Regions from separate parts of the Homo sapiens genome. Here region 2 is linked to region 1. A link is an interaction called in ENCODE POLR2A ChIA-PET data of the cell type or tissue named here. Cell type or tissue: OCI-LY7. All regions are shown on one strand. Each heading gives the region's core, and the rest is flanking DNA. Links, peaks and the distances in the headings are about the cores only. Region 1 overlaps PKP1 (plakophilin 1). Region 2 has its middle 21 kb from the start of PHLDA3.

Region 1 (8,325 bases), core at 270-8,269:
TGTCTTTTTTTTTTTCCAGAACAAACTCCTCCAGAAGAAGCCCCATGCCTCTAGATTCCAAAGCCATCTAGTGCCCCCATCATTCTTTCTTCCTGGGGCCAGTCCTTAGCTGTCAATGTCAGCGGTGCTAAGTCCACACAAAACACAGCAACACCTGGAGCCCAGGGCTTCATCATGGCAGCTGGGCTCAGATCTTTGTCAATCTCCTTTGGCAAACCTCCAAAGGACTAGGGTTTGGGGGCAGCAGATTTACCCTCCTAATGATGTTTGGCCCTTGCTGGGGTCTAAGGGAATCTGACTTCCAGGGCTTGGGGTTACACAGGTGTTGGAGATATTGCACACAGAGCAGAAAAGCATCTTGCCCTTTGGAAGCAGGCTGAGCAGCCCAGTGACAAGGCTCTCCTCTGTGGCCCTGCTGTTGCTTCCAGTGGAGGGAGCAGGAGATAAAATCCCTCCTTACGGCAACTGTGCTGAGAACCCAGGTGCTGTGATGTCAGCCCGTTCCCTGGCGATCTGGAGCCTGCTGGGCCTCACTATCTCCTGAGCCACTGTCCTGCCATGGTGGGAACATCTCAGCCTTCTGTTTATCTGCCCTCCACAACTTTTTTTCTTTCTGTTTGTCTGTGCTGTGTGTCCAGAAGTCCAGAGAGGGCAGCAAGATGACTGCCAATGGCTTTTCTGGGAGGCAGTGGGAAGATAGCAGTGGCAGAAGGAGCCTCATCTCAGGGGGGACACTAAGCCCTGGGGGCACCAGTATGGATTCCTCTGGGCTGTGGGGCAGGGCTCGGGGTCACAGGACAGGCCTCAGCACCACCAATGAAGCACAGCCAGCAGATGCTCGCTGGGAGCTTCCTCTGTGCCAGGCCCTCTTCGTGTTTTGCTTATTAACTAATCAAGCCTTTCAGACAACCCTTGAGGTTGATATGATTATGACCCTTTCCATTAGAGTGAAGAGTGAACCGGGAAACAGAGAGATTAGGGAAGCAGCTGCATCTACTCCACTTCTAAGTGAGGGAGAGTGGATTTGCATGGGCACGCTGTCCCCAGAGCCCACTCCTGTAGCCACCACTGAGCCCTGCATCCAGATGCCTCTTCTACCACCCCTGAGTCTGTGCTCCTGTCTTGTCACTGGGCCAGGCCTCAAAGGCACCCAGAAAATGTAGGGGGCTGGGCCTAGGGGTCAGGGTGCCACCAGGGGATGCACTCACCTTGTCGTCACAGCGGCTGGCCGCTACACAGTTCTGGACATAGGCCATGAGGGAATCAATGAGCCCTGAGTAGTTACGCATGGTCTGGCGGCCTGCATCGGCCGAGCTCAGGTTCCTGGGGGAGAGAAGAGGGTGGAAGAGGGCAGAGAAAGGGGGAAGAGAGAACGGGGAAGGTGGGGACAAGAGAGTGTGGTGGGGGACAGGCAGGAGAGAGAACAGGCAGGAGAGGGGAGGGCAGAGAGGAGACGACGGGGTGGAGATTGGAAGTTGTGGTAGAAGGAAGGAAGGAGAAGAGGAAAGGGAGGAAAGGAATGAAGAGAGGAAAAGATGAAAACGGAAGGAAAGAGAAACCATTTAGCCAATTCCGCCTGGCCCTGGCTGAGGCTGAAATGAGGTCTCATTTGCACTCAGTTCTTCTCCTCCTTCACTCTGCCCAGTAACTTTATAACTGGCAATGGCTCCATGTGGCAACGGTCCCTCCGCAGCTGCATCCCAAGGCTCACACCCTGCTACTAGTGGCCCTTTGCGGAACAAGAGCCAGAAGCTCCCGCATGCCCAGTCTCTTTCTGTGGGACAGGAAGAAGCCCTGTTGATGCTGGATCAGAAGTGGATCTGGGGGTGGCCGGGCTGGGCACCAGAAGCTCCCTCTCCACCCAAGCTGTGTTCTGCCCCCAGCAGTAGGCTCACTCCCAAGCAATGTGGGCTCATCCCCAAGCAATGTGGGCTCATCAGCCTGGTGCAGGTGGGGTGTGGCTGCTGTTGCTACCAGTAGCACATCAACCCCATAAAACTCTTAATTATCCTCACTTTTCATCTCCCCAGCCTCTCTGCTTCCTGGAGGCTGCTACCGGAGGCTGGCAGGGAGAAACACAAGTTGAGACACAGAGGCACATGCCAGCTGCACCCACCACTCTGGGGGGATTCTCAGGAGTTGGGAAAGACAAATCCCATTAAAGCAAGACAAACCCCATTAAAGACCCTAAAAGGGATCCTGCTCCAGGGTTCCAAGCCCTGTACCAGCCGCCCCTCCACACCCACCCATTTCGCCAGCTTGTAAACCACTGCTTCTAGAACAAGCCCTCCCACCAGCCCCACAGGGGCTTTGCCACACCCTGGTATGGAACTTAGGCAACTTTGGGTGAAGCAGTGCCATCTTCATGCCAATGAACATGGCAAATGGTTTTAACACCACAGCTGGGAAGTGACTCATTAGCAACCCATCGGTAGACTTTTGTCTAAAAGAACACTCTTCAAGATGATAGCACAAGAAATGCATTTTTTTTCATGGGGTGGAGGAGGGAAATGGTTGAACCAGTTTGGATATTCAGATCTAGGCATTTTCAAGCTCAGATTTCTGACTAATGTCCGCTGCATTCTCTCAAAGGGGGTGGTAGGGTCCTGGGCCTTATCCAGTTCCAGGGAAGTTAGGAAGGCCTGAGTCCCTGTGTCTTGGAGCCTGCCCATAAGAGGGAGTGCCGGGTTGTCTGTTATGTTCTATGCACCGGCTGAATGTTGGCTGAGATGGGGCTGCCTGGGGAAGGGCCCAAGGCTGGGACAAAAAGACCCCATGTATCCTCTTCTCTCACCTCAAGCAGCCTGTGGCATTGAAGAAGACCTCAGGGTCCACCACTTCCCGGGACATGTTGCTATTGCCATCGCACCAGCCAGAGAAGGGAATGATGACGCGGTCGGCCAGAACAGGCAGGGCGTCGGCAATGAGTTCCTCCTTCAGCTCGTCAGTGGAAGACAGGTTCCAGAGCAGCCCTGGGGGTCAGAGACCATCAACCCAATTTGTGCCAGGCTCAGGATGCCCTAGGGACCGAGGTAACAGCCCCAGCCTGGACTCTGGCAAATGGGCCCTACTGAAATGTCGCTTTCCAGGTAGCCCTGGTCTGTAGAACCTATTGTCTGTCTGTGTCATGAGGCTATTTCTCAATGCCCCAACCAGACTGAAGGTTCTTTGCAGGCAGGGAACATCTCAGAGTTCTCTGTCAAGGCCAAAATTATGCATGTGGAAAGTGATCAAAAAACGTTTGATTGATCAGTGGTTTTTAGTATAAATTTTAGCACTTGGAGTCTTCTAACGCTGTCTCTTTTCCATCTGAAAGTTATGCCAGAAATACTTATCAGTCATTACTCTGTACATGGTCTGATCTTCCCAGCCCAATTCTAGGTCTTCACGGTGACCTCTTCCTCTTGTGCCCCCCACCTTGAGTGCCTACCATATTTCTTGAACACAGGGTAGGTGCTTAAGGCCTGTTAACCCCTTCTCCCCTCAGTCTTACTCTCTTTCCATCACCTGGGAATCCCAGGGCTTGTGGAATATGGATCTTGCCTGGACATCAGCCTTCCTCCTTTTGCTCTTTAACCTCAAAAAGATGGTGACCCCTTGTGTGTGCACACCACCCAAGGTCACCCTCTGGACACCCCTAATTGGGCCAAGGCCAGTGTCACTAAACTCTCAGGATATTAGCCCTGGGCCAAATCTGCACAGCTGTGTCTTGGCCCAGCCTGGAGAGACAGGCTTGCACCCCAGCCTGGGGCCATAGCCAGTGGCCTTGCACAGCCCTCAGGCTGGCTCTCGGTGGCCGTGTTGTCCTACCAGTCAGCTGCTTCTGGATCTCGGCGTTCCCGGTTCTCCTCAGGAGGCTGACTGCCTCGCGGATCCCATTCTGCCTCCGGGTCTCCAGCTTGTTGGTGGTGCTCCTGAACACCAGGTTGCGCAGGGCCCCTGCCGCGGCCTGCTGGACGTTCTGGTTGGGGCTGCGGAGGAGGTCCACCAGCTTGCAGATGCCTCCCAGCTGATAGACCTGCCAGGAAAGAGTTGCCACGCTGCCTGGTCAAGGGAGATGAGGCTGATCTAGTTATTCTCTACTCAAAGGTGATTTTTTTTTTCAGACCAAAAAATCTATCAGTTCAGAAATATTCAAGTCAACCAAAATAAATAAGCAGTGTGAGGTCATGATAACTGACCCAGACCCGGAGGCAAAAGACCTGGATTCAGATCCTAGCTCCCATATCCTAGCTCCCATATCCTAGCTGGGAGAACCTCAGCTAGGGTCCCTCCTCTTTCCTGAGTCCTGCTTTCTTCCTCTGGAGAATGATGGTGAGGACCTGATAAGAGAGTGGATGTAAATACATTTCAAAACCCTAAAGCAGAACACAGACATAGAAATGCATACAAACTTATCCGGGACTCTGGGAAACTCATTTTTGACACTACATCCTTGGGCTGAACTGAAGAACCCTGTAGTGTCCTTCCTGCCAGCAAAGCTTTGGAGGCATCAACAGGCCTGTTTTCTACCGTAAGATGCCTGGAGAGAGAAGGGGAGTGGGAGAGAGGAAGCAGGTAGGAGGGCAGGAGTTGAGAGGTGAGGAGCAGTCATGTTCTTTAGTGGGATTTGAGAAAAGGGGTTTCTGTTGAACCCGTGGCTGGCATTGAAGTCTCTTCCATGACCAATGGAGGAATTGTACCTGCCTAATGTCCACTTAAACAGAGGGCTTTGCTCTGCAGAAAGTTAAGATGCCCAGCTCTAACCTTGGGCAATGCGAAGGCTCCTGGCAGCTGGGCAAGGCAAGAGAAGCCAACTGCAGATGCCCTCACCCATCTCTAAAAGCGGAGTCAGGCTGACACACCCAGGCCCTCCGCAGGCCCACCAAGGAGGAAGGTATGCAACCAGCTACCTGTTGCTTGGCAGATTCATCCTGGAAGCAGGTATGCTGGATGTAATAGGCCCCAATGGCCTGGTACTTCTCATCCTGGGAGCTCAGGTACTGCACAGCCTTGGGGATGGTCAGCCCACTGCACTCGATGTCCTCACTGCAGATCCTGTGAAGAATAGGCAGTGGGGGTGGTTACGGGGTGGGCTGGGAGCCCTGCTGAGGGGGCTCAGAATTCCTCCCAGCACACTAAGCTGCCACAGCCTCATCTGCCCTCTGGAGAGCCAGAACAAGGCAGCCCAGGCCCACTTGGAGAATACCCCTGGGAACAGCTCCTCTCCTCCAGAGGAGGGAAGGCTACACCCACTGGATTTGCCCCATGTGAGAATAGTGAGCCCCTGGTCACAGTTAATGTCCTAGCAGGTATGTTATCTCTCCACTGAGGAAAAACTCCTCCCTATTCCCTGAGGGGAAGCTTCCCACCTACCTTGCCATCTCTCTTGTTTGTGTCTGGTATTAGGAAAATGGAAGACAATGGCCATGATCCTATCCATCCATCCATCCATCCATCCGTCCGTCCATCCGTCCGTCCGTCCGTCCATCCGTCCATCCATCTGTCCATCCATCCGTCCGTCTGTCCGTCCATCTGTCCATCCATGCATCCATCCATCCATTTATCCATCCATCTATCCATCCCCAAGTCCAGCTGGCTCTTACACAAAAATGTTCACATCTAGCCTTTCTTCCCATTCTTATAGCCACCAATTTCCTGATCTTGATCACTTTAAAGGCAGCAAGGGACTTCCATATTTGGCTTTCTTCCTCAAGTTCCCCCATCTAAAATTTCATACCCTTTTTACTAGATAAGTGGTTCTAAAACCCAGTTCACTGTGTTGTTCTCTAGCTCAGAAACCATCAGCGGCTTCTCCATACTTCAGGTTCAAGTTTAAACAGCTTAGCCTGATGTCCAAGGGCAGGTATTAGGTTGAATCATAGGAAATGTCTGTAGTCAACCTTTTTTCAGCCATAAAACCAGAAATTTCATATGTTTTAACCTAATAACCCGGCTCCACTATGAACATTCCCCAGCCCCTATCCAGGGTCTGCTCCAGCAAGACTGTCCCCTTCACTGTACCCTGGCCAGGTCTCAGGCATGCCTCAAGGCACACCACTGGCCCTGCTGATGCCCCACATCTGTGAAGCCTTCCTAGGGAAGGGAAACCTCTCTTCTAAGAACCTCTCCAGCTCCCCTGGTGTAGAGTCACAGGGTGGTGACTGGCTGTGTCCAGCATTCAAAGAGGGAGCCCTATCCTTATGCTTTGACATACTTGGTGGTCAATAAATACCCATGGTTTTAGCTATAGCAGCCCAACTTCATTTCTAGGAAAACCACCCGAGGTGCAGAGTTCTCTGGCACTGGGTAAGTAGTACTGCTGCCTGCATTGAGAGAATGTCACCCTGCATTCATCAGTAAAATGTCACCCCAAAATGGCTTGACACTCATCCCTTCCATATCTCACCTAGAACCTCCACTCAGGGCCTCTGGTTGGGACAATGAGCTGAAGCCAGAGGCTGCCCTGATCAGCCTCCAAGACAGAGAGGTTTCTTAGTTCTTCTCCAGATCATCCTAAATACGCCTTACGGCCATCAGGTAGTTCGGAAACGTCTAGCTCTATAACGGGGTTCTGCTTATTTTCAGAACAGTGTGGTACCAGTAGGGAAGAGCACAGGATGGAGAGCCAGCTGTGTGGCCTTGGACAAACTACTTAACATCTCTGTGCCTTGTTTTCTCCTCAGGAATACTCATGCCTGCCTGGTGGCGGGTGTGAGGATTAAAGATGAAGAATGCAAAGCTCCTGAGGCTCTCAGAAAAGGAGTTAATTGTGTAGCTCCAGAACAGCTCTGGGTTGTCCCTATCATGGCTGTGTCTCCCGCACTTGTCAAAGAGCCTGGCATGTAGTAGATGGTCGGCAAACATTTGCCAAATAAATAAATAACAAGAGCAGTAGGTGGTGATGAAGGACAGTTCAAAGGTTCAGGGAGCCCCCAGCCCTGAAGGGCAGGCTCAGTGTCACTCACGACACCTCTGCGTCTATGGCTCCTAACGGGGCACCCCATTTGGTCTCCTTTGTTTCCTCTGGGTGATGGCCTTCCACATGTATGCACAGGAGTTGTGCTCTGTTCTGTAGCAGTAGATCATGAAGCCCCATGAAGTCCCTCAGGGTTTTTGTTGTTGTTGTTGTTGTTTGTTTGTTTGTTTGAGACAGGGTCTCACTCTGTTGCCCAGGCTGGAGTGCAGTGACACTATCTCAGCTCACTGCAACCTCCCCCTCCCGGGCTTAAGTGATTCTCTTGCCTCAGCCTTCTGAGTAGCTGGGACTACAGGCACCCGCCACCATGCTTGGCTAATTTTTGTATTTTTCTGTAGAGACAAGGTTTCATCATGTTGTTCAGGCTGGTCTCAAACTCCTGAGCTCAAGCACCCTCTACCCGCTCCTGCCTCGGCCTCCCAAAGTGCTGGGATTACAGGCGTGAGCCACCACACCCAGGCCATGTCCCTCAGTTTTTATGTCTATTTGTCCTATTTGTCCTTTGGATTTACCTGTCTTATAACGTAACCTGAAACCCATTCTATTCCCGTCGTCCATACCGGGGCATATTCCTTTGCTCTTTCAGAACATGGATAGAGATTTACATGCCTAAGATCAGAGGTTCTCAAACTCTAGTGTAAATCAGAATCACTGAAGGGCTTGTTAATATATGCATTGCTGGGCCCCTCTCCCAGTGTTTCTGAGACAATAGGTCTGGGTGGGTCCCCAAATGAGCATTTCTAACAAATTCCTGGGTGATGCTGATGTTGCTGGTTGGAGGAACACACTTTGAGAACTATTAGCCTCTTTCTGTTCATAAACTGTGACCTTTAAAACCTACACAGTCAATGTCTGTTTCACCTTCACACTAAGAACTTCTTGAGTTCAAGGGCCCATGGGGCCAGGTTCTCCCCATTAGGGAGTCCATTACACCAGGGGCAATGAACTCCCCAGGGACAGAAGCTATGTCTCTCCTGTCATCCCAGGAGCCCTTTGCAGGGTGCAGTCAGGCTAAGGGTGTGTCTCCCCACTGGCCCTCCTGGCTCCCCAACCCAGCCCAGCAGCACTCACTTGGAGCTGGCCCTAGAGTGGCCAAAGGACAGGTCCTTGTTGCAGGAGATGGGCGGGATATACACAGGGTCCTGCTTGGAGGCACAAGAGGGCGGGCGCACAGGGCACTTCTTTATGGCCTTCTGACCACTGCAGGTGCTGTAAAAGCTGTAGCGGTTCTGGGTGGTCTTCTGGCCCTTGCTGCCCAGCGTGCCCTTGCGCAGGGTGCCCCGTGGGTCACAGTAGAGGTCGGGCTCACTGCGGCTCGCCTTGATTTTCTGCATGAAGCAGATGTCGCTGCCTGCGCCGGTGGTGTT
Region 2 (8,325 bases), core at 271-8,270, 130 kb before region 1:
GTGCTTTCCTCTAATAAAGACATGTGATGAACTTTACAGCCCACCCAGCTCATCCAGAATAATCTCCCCATCTCAAGTTCCTTAACATCATCACATTTGCAAAGTCTTTGCCATATGAGGTAACATCCACAGGTTCCCGGGATTAGAAAGTGGACCCTTTGGCTGGGCGCGGTGGCTCACTCTTGTAATCCCAGCACTTTGGGAGGCGGAGGCAGGCGGATCACAAGGTCAGGAGTTCGAGACCTGGCCAATATGGTGAAGCCCCATCTTTACTAAAAATACAAAAATTAACCGGGCATGGTGGCATGCGCCTGTAGTCCCAGCTACTCAGGAGGCTGAGGCAGGAGAATTGCTTGAACCCAGGAGGCGGAAGTTGCAGTGAGCTGAGATTGTGCCACTGCACTCAGCCTGGGCAACAGAACAAGACTCTGTCTCAAAAAAAAAAAAAAAAGAAATAAAGGAAGTGGACACTTTGTGGGGGCTGCCACCAAGGGTGTGCCCAGCAGGGAAGAAACCGAGGCACAGAGCAGCATAACATCACATTTTCACCTGAAATGGAAGCCTAGTGCCTGAACTCCCAGACCAACTTCCCTGCCACAGGCTACCGTCTCCAAATGAGGTGAGGCCCGGGACTGACAGGGCCAGCTCCCCATCTGCCCATTTTGTTCTGCAGAGGCCAGCCTGCTTTCTCCTGGATCCCGAGGCTCCTCTTTCCTGCCCCCTCCTTTCTGCTGGCGCCTGCGTGGGAGGCCCTGGCTGCATGACGGGAGTCTGGCCTCAGAGCAAGGACTCAGAGGCATCCTTCCCCAACACAGGCTTGGTAGCCCCACGGTGGGGGAGGCTGTAAATCCCCCGCCCCTGCCCACAGGAAACAGCTGGGTCCCAGGCACCTCCTGCAGACTTAACCCTTTCCAGAACTGCGAACCCCTCCCTGGGCCTGAGCAGCTGGGAAGGGGTGGGGTGAGGGGGCTCTTCAGGTCCAAGCAGAGTTTTTGCTCATGTGTGTGGTGCTGGCAAGTGGCCCCACTATTGTTTATTGAGGGGACTTAAGCCTGCCTGTCCTGCCAGTAGCCAGGAAGGGCTGGGTCTGGTTAACCCTTGGTGTGGCTGTCAGGACCAGGGCAGGAAGGGTGTTGCCTGGGGTGCATGAGCCTCCTCTTTGGTCGTCGCTGGCATCCGAAAGGCCTTTGTCTAGCCCCAGACTATACTGGGCTTTGGGATGAACGCCGGACCCACTGGAAATAACTGTACACTGGCCCCAGGGCGGGGCTGCTGAAATCTAGCAGCCCTCTCCTTGCTAGACTGTAAGTGTCCAGGATGTGAGGACCTTGGTTATCTCTGGCAGAAAACAAATTATTTGTAAATGACCCAAGTGATGCTGGAAGTTTCCAGCTTTCCAAAATTATTTTTCTTCCCCTACCTCTTCTAACACAGGATCTCTTTGGGAATGTTGTAACATTTTGAAGGGTGTGAAAATTCTCAGTAAAGTTAAGTCATTACACACCTAATAATAATAAGGATAATTATTATTATAGTCTCCAAGAAGCTGGAAGAGGATACTCTTATCTCCAGGTGGGTGGGAAGGCCATCCATTAGCACGTTGATGATTGTAATAAAATCTCTGCTGTGTGGCCTGGTAATAAATTTTCATGAGGTTTTCATGACCACTATCTTATTTGATCTTACTTGCCCCCTGTAGCAGAGATAATCCCTTCTCACTTTGTGGATAAGGAAATTAAGAATCAGGGAAGTTTAATATGTAACTTGCTCAAAATTGCAGATTGTGTAGTGTGGGAGCTGGGATCAGAGCTCAGGTCTGTGGGACCTGAAAACTGGCCCTGGCACAGCTGCAGGAAGACGCTGAAGGCACCGTAGAAGAAGTAGGGCCAACAGGAGGGAAAGGGAGCAAAAATGGGAATATGGGGTCCAGAGCAAAGGCTTGGGAGTTTTACTAATAAATCCTCGGCCAGGCGTGGTGGCTCACGCCTGTAATCCCAGCACATTTGGAGGCCGAGGTGGGTAGATCACTTGAGGCCAGGAATTCGAGAGCAGCCTGTCCAACAAGGTGAAACCCCGTCTGTACCAAAGATACAAAAATTAGCCAGGCATGGTGGTGAGTGCCTGTAATCCCAACTACTCAGGAGGCTGAGGCAGGAGAATCGCTTGAACTCCAGAGGCAGAGGTTGCAGTGAGCCAAGATAGTGCCACTGCACTCCAGCCTGGGTGACAGAGCGAGATTCCATCTCAATAAAATAAAATAAAATAAAAATAATAATAAAATAAATCCTTATCCTGAGTGACTTGGAATGGTAGCTGGGCAGTACTAGCATTTTGTTGAAAGGTAATTGTGGGTCAGTACTCTGTTAGGTGCATTGCATGATTTAGTAAATAATTCATATAATAAAGACAGGGAAGGAACAAGGATGGGATGGGGATTATCAAGATAGAAGATGGAAACTGAGCTTTTTCAGGCAGGCAATGGCAGGAAGCAGGGTGCGGAGGCACCTTGATTAACAATGGGACCCAGCAGCCTGGAAGGATCCAGAACAAATCCTGGCACATGTCTGGCCATTGTGGAGTGGGAGGAAGGTATCAAAACCTGCCACTCCAGGAGATGGGCTGGAGTGTGAGCCTCGTCCCTCTGGCCTGGCCCTGATGAACCATGATCTGCCCCTCCCCCAAGCCACAACACAAAGACAATAGTCCCAGCGAGCCTCCTTGGGACAGGACAGATCGTGCCAGGCTGCCCAGCAGGACAAGGGGCCCTTGTGCAGGCCTCAGCTTCAGATCCTGCTCCACCCTCTCTGCGTTGGGGGGTGGTCGGAAGTTCAGATCTTGTGATGGGAGGGAGGCTGAGAGTCTTTCTACAGGGCCAGTGCTGGGGCCAGGGTCACCCAGAGGTCTCCAGGGAGCCAGGGGTGAGGCTGGGTAGCAAGTTTTGGGTTTCTGGAGTCTGGGGGAGGCAGGAGATTGGCTGCTCTGGGTGGCTTCTTGTGGAGCTTGAGAAGTGGCCTTCTTTGAATAGAAAGGAACAGAAGTTTCCTGACCTTTCTCATTTGATCCTCACAACCCTGTAGGGTATAAATGCAAAAGATGATTACCCCTATTTTACAGATGAGAAAACAGGTTCAAAGAGAAGGAAGGCTTTACCTGAGGCCACCCAGGGAGTAAGAGGAAGTGCCAGCATTCACAGCAGCTCTGGGAGTGGGGATGGAGTATGTGTGGTGAATTTATTCGAGAGGCCCGAAGGCCGTCTGAAAGCGTGGGTGCCAGGGTCCTTTTTGCAGTAAAGGTCAGGGTCCTCCCATCACACCACCTGCTCCGTCCCTTCCCACTGCCCCCCCACCCCCATGCCAGGGTCAGCCGCTGGGAGCCCAGGCCAAGCCTGCAACATTCCAGGGAAGGGAGCTGTGGCTCAGGCTGGAAGCTGGGTCAGGGGGCACAGTGGCCCAGCCAGACGGCCTAAATGTACTCAGCTTTTCCTTGAAATTCCACACACCCTGGGCGTTTGGCAGGAGCCCGGAATGCACTTCATCTGAACAATTTGTCTTTCATGGTGCATTTGCATCAATTACCCCATTGTCCTTTCGCCTTTTCTTGGACCACTCTGGCGGTCGAGGCGCGCCCTGTGTGTGCTGGGAGCTGCCGGATGTAGGGTGCGGGGAGGGTGGGGCTGCCCCCTGGTGGCCTAACCTGCACTCACCCACCTAGATGTCTGCCTGAGCTGCTTAAGGAGCAGTCAGATTCCATCCCACAGGATGACTCGTCTGACCCCAGCTCCCCACTCCCTAAACTGTTCCCAGGGTCCCTGGGTGGGGGCGGAGAGAAAGATTATGAGAGGCGAGATGGCACAACACAGGCAGGTCAGGCAGTTCATGAAAGGGAGGGTCCATGGATCCAGGGCTTGGGATCAGCCCCCACACTGCCCCCAGCACCTGTGGAACCTTAGGTGATTCAGCAACCTCTCTGGGCCTCAGGGAGTTATTTGTGAAATAAGAAGCAATAGTGTGCAATAGTGCTAACATCCTGGGCGTGGAAGCTTCATGTATGGGGTTTGAATCCTGGCTCTCCCATTTGCTGGCTGGGTGCAAGATGTTTATCTTGATAAGCCTCAGTTTCTTGCTCTGTAGAATGATGAGAGCAACAGAGTTGGTCCCTGTTATTTGTGGATTTCATATTTGCAACTGAGTGTACTTGCTGAAATTTATTTGTAACCCCCACATCAATACTTGTGGAGCTGTGATCGCTGGCAGCTATACAGAGTGTCAAAAAACTTGAGACAAATAAGATGACACTTTGGCTTCTCATTTCAGTTCTCATCCAGTAAGCAAGGGTCCTTTTCTTGGTCTATTTAGTGCCTTTTTTTTTTTTCATATCTGTGGTTTTTGTTGGTGATTTTACTGTTCAAAATTGCCACCAAGCATAGTGCTGAAGTGCTGTCTGGCGTTCCTTAGTGCAAGAAGGCTGTGATGTGCCTTGTGGAGAAAATCTATGTGTTAGATAAGCTTTGTGCAGGTATGAGTTATAGTCTGTTGGCTGTGAGTTCAATGTTAGTGAATCAACAATAAATATTAAATATGACACCTTTTTGTTTTTTTTTTGAGAGAGGGCCTCACTCTGGTCACCCAGGCTGGAGTGAGCTGGTGCCATCACGTCTCACTGCAGCCTTGACCTGTCAGGCTCAAGAGATCTTTCCACTTTGACCTCTTGAGTAGCTGGGACCACAGGTGCTCACCACTGTGCCTGGCTAATTTTTAAAAAGTTTTTTGTAGAGACGAGGTCTTCCTAGGCTGGTCTCAAACTCTTAAGTTCAAGGGATCCTCCTGCCTCACCTTGGCCTCCTGAAGTGCTGGGATTACAGACAAGTGCCACAATGCCTAAATAAGGTGTCCTTAAACAGAAACACATATAATACAAGGTTATACATTGATTTTATGTATTTATTTATTTATTTATTTATCTATCTGAGACAGAGTCTTCTCTGTCGCCCAGGCTGAAGTGCAGTGGTGTGATCTCAGCTCACTGCAACCTCCACCTCCCGGGTTCAATAGATTCTCGTGCCTTAACCTCCCAAGTAGCTGAGATTACAGGCATGTGCCACACCCGGCTAATTTTTGTATTTTTTAGTAGAGACAGGGTTTTGCTATGTTGGCCAGGCTGGTCTCGAACTCCTGGCCTTAAGTGATCTGCCTGCCTTGGCCTCCCAAAGTGCTGGGATTACTTACAGGCGTGAGCCACGATGCCCAGTCACAAACTAATTTTAAAAATTGATAAAAAACATTGTGATCACAGGCTTGCAAGAACATAATCCTGTATTTCCACTAGGAGCAATTGGTCAGTACTTGCTAATTCTGGGTTCCCAGAGACTTTATAGAATGTAACTACCCAAATAACAAGAATCTACCGTACTTACAGTTTTTCTCCAAGGCTTGAATATGTCAAGTGTGGCATTGTAGCAATTGCAGTTAATACTGTTCCCTGGTGTATAAGCTCTCGTGTTGATTCTCCTGAAGCCCCTAAGCTTCATGTGGGGGTCAGCTGCCTGAAGGTGGGATCCCTCCAGGAGTACACACAGACACATCACCAGCCTCATCTTCGCTGCTCATGCCTGAAACTTCTACCATGAATACTTTATTCATTCAGTTTCATTAAAAGGCCAACGTCTCTCTTGATGATTCACAGGGCTCTCTTCATTGACATTATCTTATTTGGCCTTCACAACAATTGCGATGGTAGTGTCATTGTTCCCATTTATAGATGAGTCTGAAGTTCAGAGAGGATAAATAATCCGACCAAGGTCACCTGGTTTGTTGATAGCTGTATTAGTCCCGTCCTCACACTGCTATAAAGAAATACCTGAGACTGGGTAATTTGTAAAGAAAAGAGGTTTAATTGGCTCATGGTTCCACAGGCTGTACAGGAAGCATGGCAGCATCTGCTTCTGGGGAGGCCTCAGGGAGCTTTTACTCATGGCAGAAGGCAAAGCGGGAACAGGCGTCCTGCATGGTGGGAGCAGGAGGAAGAGAGAGAGAGGGGAGGTGCTACACACTTAAAAATTTTTTTTTTGGAGACAGGGTCTCACTCTGTTGCCCAGATTGGAGTGCAGTGGCACAATCTCAGCTCACCGCAACCTCTGCCTCTCAGGCTCAAGCAATTCTCCTGCCTCAGCCTCCCGAGCAGCTGGGAATACAGGGATATGCTACCATGCCTGGCTAATTTTTGTACTTTTAGTAGAGATGGGGTTTCACTATCTTGGCCAGGCTGGTCTTGAACTCCTGACCTCAAATGATCCACCGGCCTTGGTCTCCCAACGTGCTGGGATTACAGGCGTGAGCCACCGTGCCCAGCCTACACACTTTTAATTAACCAGATCTTGTGATAACTCACTCACATCACTCACTCACTATCACGAGGATAGCACCAAGGAGATGGTGCTAAACCATTCATGAGAAAGCCACCCACATGATCCAACCACCTCCCACCAGGCCCCACCTCTAACACTGGAGATTACAATTTCACATGAGATTTGAGCAGAGACACACATCCAAACCATATTAGTGGCACAACAGTCAGAAAGCTTCAAATTCCACTGTCTTTCCACCACCAGACGCTGTCCTGGTAAAACATAAATGCTCCAGGGGAGGTAAAAGCCAGGTCTTGTTACTTACACTTTAGTGTGAATGAGTGCATTGAGATCCCCAAGGAAATTGACTGAGATCAGGTGGGTGATAAATATCTGATAAATACGCCTCTGCCTCTACCCTGGGCCAGGGATCACTGCTGCTTACTTGAATCACCCTGACTCCTCCTACCTCCCTTTCTGCCTGCAGTCCCTGCCCCGCTATCAACAGTTACCTTCCTAAAACTCAGGTTTGATTATCCTGCATCCCCTAAAATCAATCAGAGGATGCCTTTGCCTGTAGGGTGGGTCCACGTCACTTAGCTGGGATTCAAAGACTTTCCGATGACGTCAGCCTTCCTCTCTTGCCTCCCTTCCTACCAGCCTCCTATGGTCTGACCACAAAGAGAGGTTGCAGGATCTCACCATGCCTCTGCTTTCTCCCCTTCAAACTTTTGCTTGCATAGCTCCCTCTGCCTTTCTCTGCAATCTTAGTCAGCTGGGGCTGATAGAACAGAACAACATAGTCCTGGTGGCTTAAACAACAATTTATTTCTCATAGTTCTGGAAAACTGTGAAGGAGGCTGGGAAGTCTAAGCTCAAGGTGCTGGCAGATTCTTTGTCTGGTGCGGGTTCTCTTCCTTGTTTGCAGATGGCTGTCTTCTTATTGTATCCTTACATAATCAAGAGAAAAATAATCTGTCTCATGTTTCTTCTCAAAAGGGCACTAATTCCATTCATGAGGGCTCTACCTTCATGACCTCATCACCTCCCAAAGGCCCCACCTCCTAACACCATCACATTGCAGGTGAGGATTTCAACATATGAACTTTAGAGGGAGGCTGGGTGGGGTGGCTCACATCTGTAATCCCAGCACTTTGGGAGGCTGAGGTGGGTGGATCACCTAAGGTCAGGAGTTCAAGACCAGCCTGGGCAACATGGTGAAACCCCATCTCTGCTAAAAATACAAAACTTAGCTGGGCATGGTGGCAGGCTCCTGTAATCCCAGCTACTCAGGAGGCTGAGGCAGGAGAATCACTTGAACCCGGGAGGTGGAGGTTGCAGTGAGCCAAGATTGTGCCGTTGCATTCCAGCCTAGGTGACAAAAGCAAAACTCCATCTCAGAAAAAAACAAAACAAAACAAAACTGTAGAGGGTCACAGTTGTAGTGACCCTCACAGTTTCAGGGTCACAACATTTAGTCCATGGCACCTGCCTGTCCTCACACCCTCCTCCGGTCTGCCTGTTCAAATCCAATCTATCCTTCTCAGAGCCTGCTCCGCGGTGAGACCCATCATCCTCTAGAGCCTGCTGCTTCTTGCTCTCCTGCCCCTTCCCCTCTCTCAGGCTTCAGACGCCTGCACTAAGGTCACCGTCTGGACTCCCTGGCCCCGGACAGCCATCAAATCCTTCCCTGGCCCTGAGTGTCTCTGTGGAACTAGGCCTTGCCTGCCTCAGCCCATTCCTTCCCTCCCATGGGCTCTGGGCCTGGGGAAGCAGGGTTTGCAGGGGCACAGCTGGGAGAGAGGCTTCCAGGTGCAGGGAGCAGGAATGAGACGAAGATGCTGGGAAAGCTGCTCTGGTGTGTGAGATCCAGAGGCAGAGAGAAGGCTGGGCATCATGAATGTAATTGCCTCTTTGACTTTTTTTTTTTTTCAGAAGGGGAAAGGGACTTTAGTTAAGATCTGAATGGTTTTTAAGTTGTT

Evidence for each region. ChIA-PET counts read pairs that join two places held together with the same protein. Peaks named below come from ENCODE experiments on the same cell type or tissue, not always from the same donor. Only the 100,000 strongest peaks of a DNase experiment are listed, where the experiment ranks them.
Region 2: POLR2A ChIA-PET joins it to region 1 with 12 read pairs; 2 of 35 experiments call an interaction of 5 or more read pairs at or near these places.

What each region holds. Positions count from the first base shown.
Region 1 is chr1:201,313,265-201,321,589 of GRCh38, reverse strand. It overlaps PKP1 (plakophilin 1), which reads right to left. Exons shown (of 14, transcript NM_001005337.3): 3 at 8,030-8,325; 4 at 4,893-5,037; 5 at 3,811-4,018; 6 at 2,795-2,972; 7 at 1,209-1,323. Among named protein-coding and RNA genes, the nearest start is that of PKP1, 34 kb to the right of the region's middle. RefSeq lists an enhancer at 1-5. In OCI-LY7, for the core only: no CTCF peak of the experiment used is centred there; no DNase peak of the experiment used is centred there.
Region 2 is chr1:201,443,634-201,451,958 of GRCh38, reverse strand. No RefSeq gene overlaps it. Among named protein-coding and RNA genes, the nearest start is that of PHLDA3, 21 kb to the left of the region's middle. RefSeq lists enhancers at 644-763, 3,834-3,953. In OCI-LY7, for the core only: CTCF peaks have their summits at 3,474 and 3,680 (motif pointing left); DNase peaks (open chromatin) are centred at 848, 3,128 and 3,658; H3K4me3 peaks cover 1,538 bases; H3K27ac peaks cover 845 bases.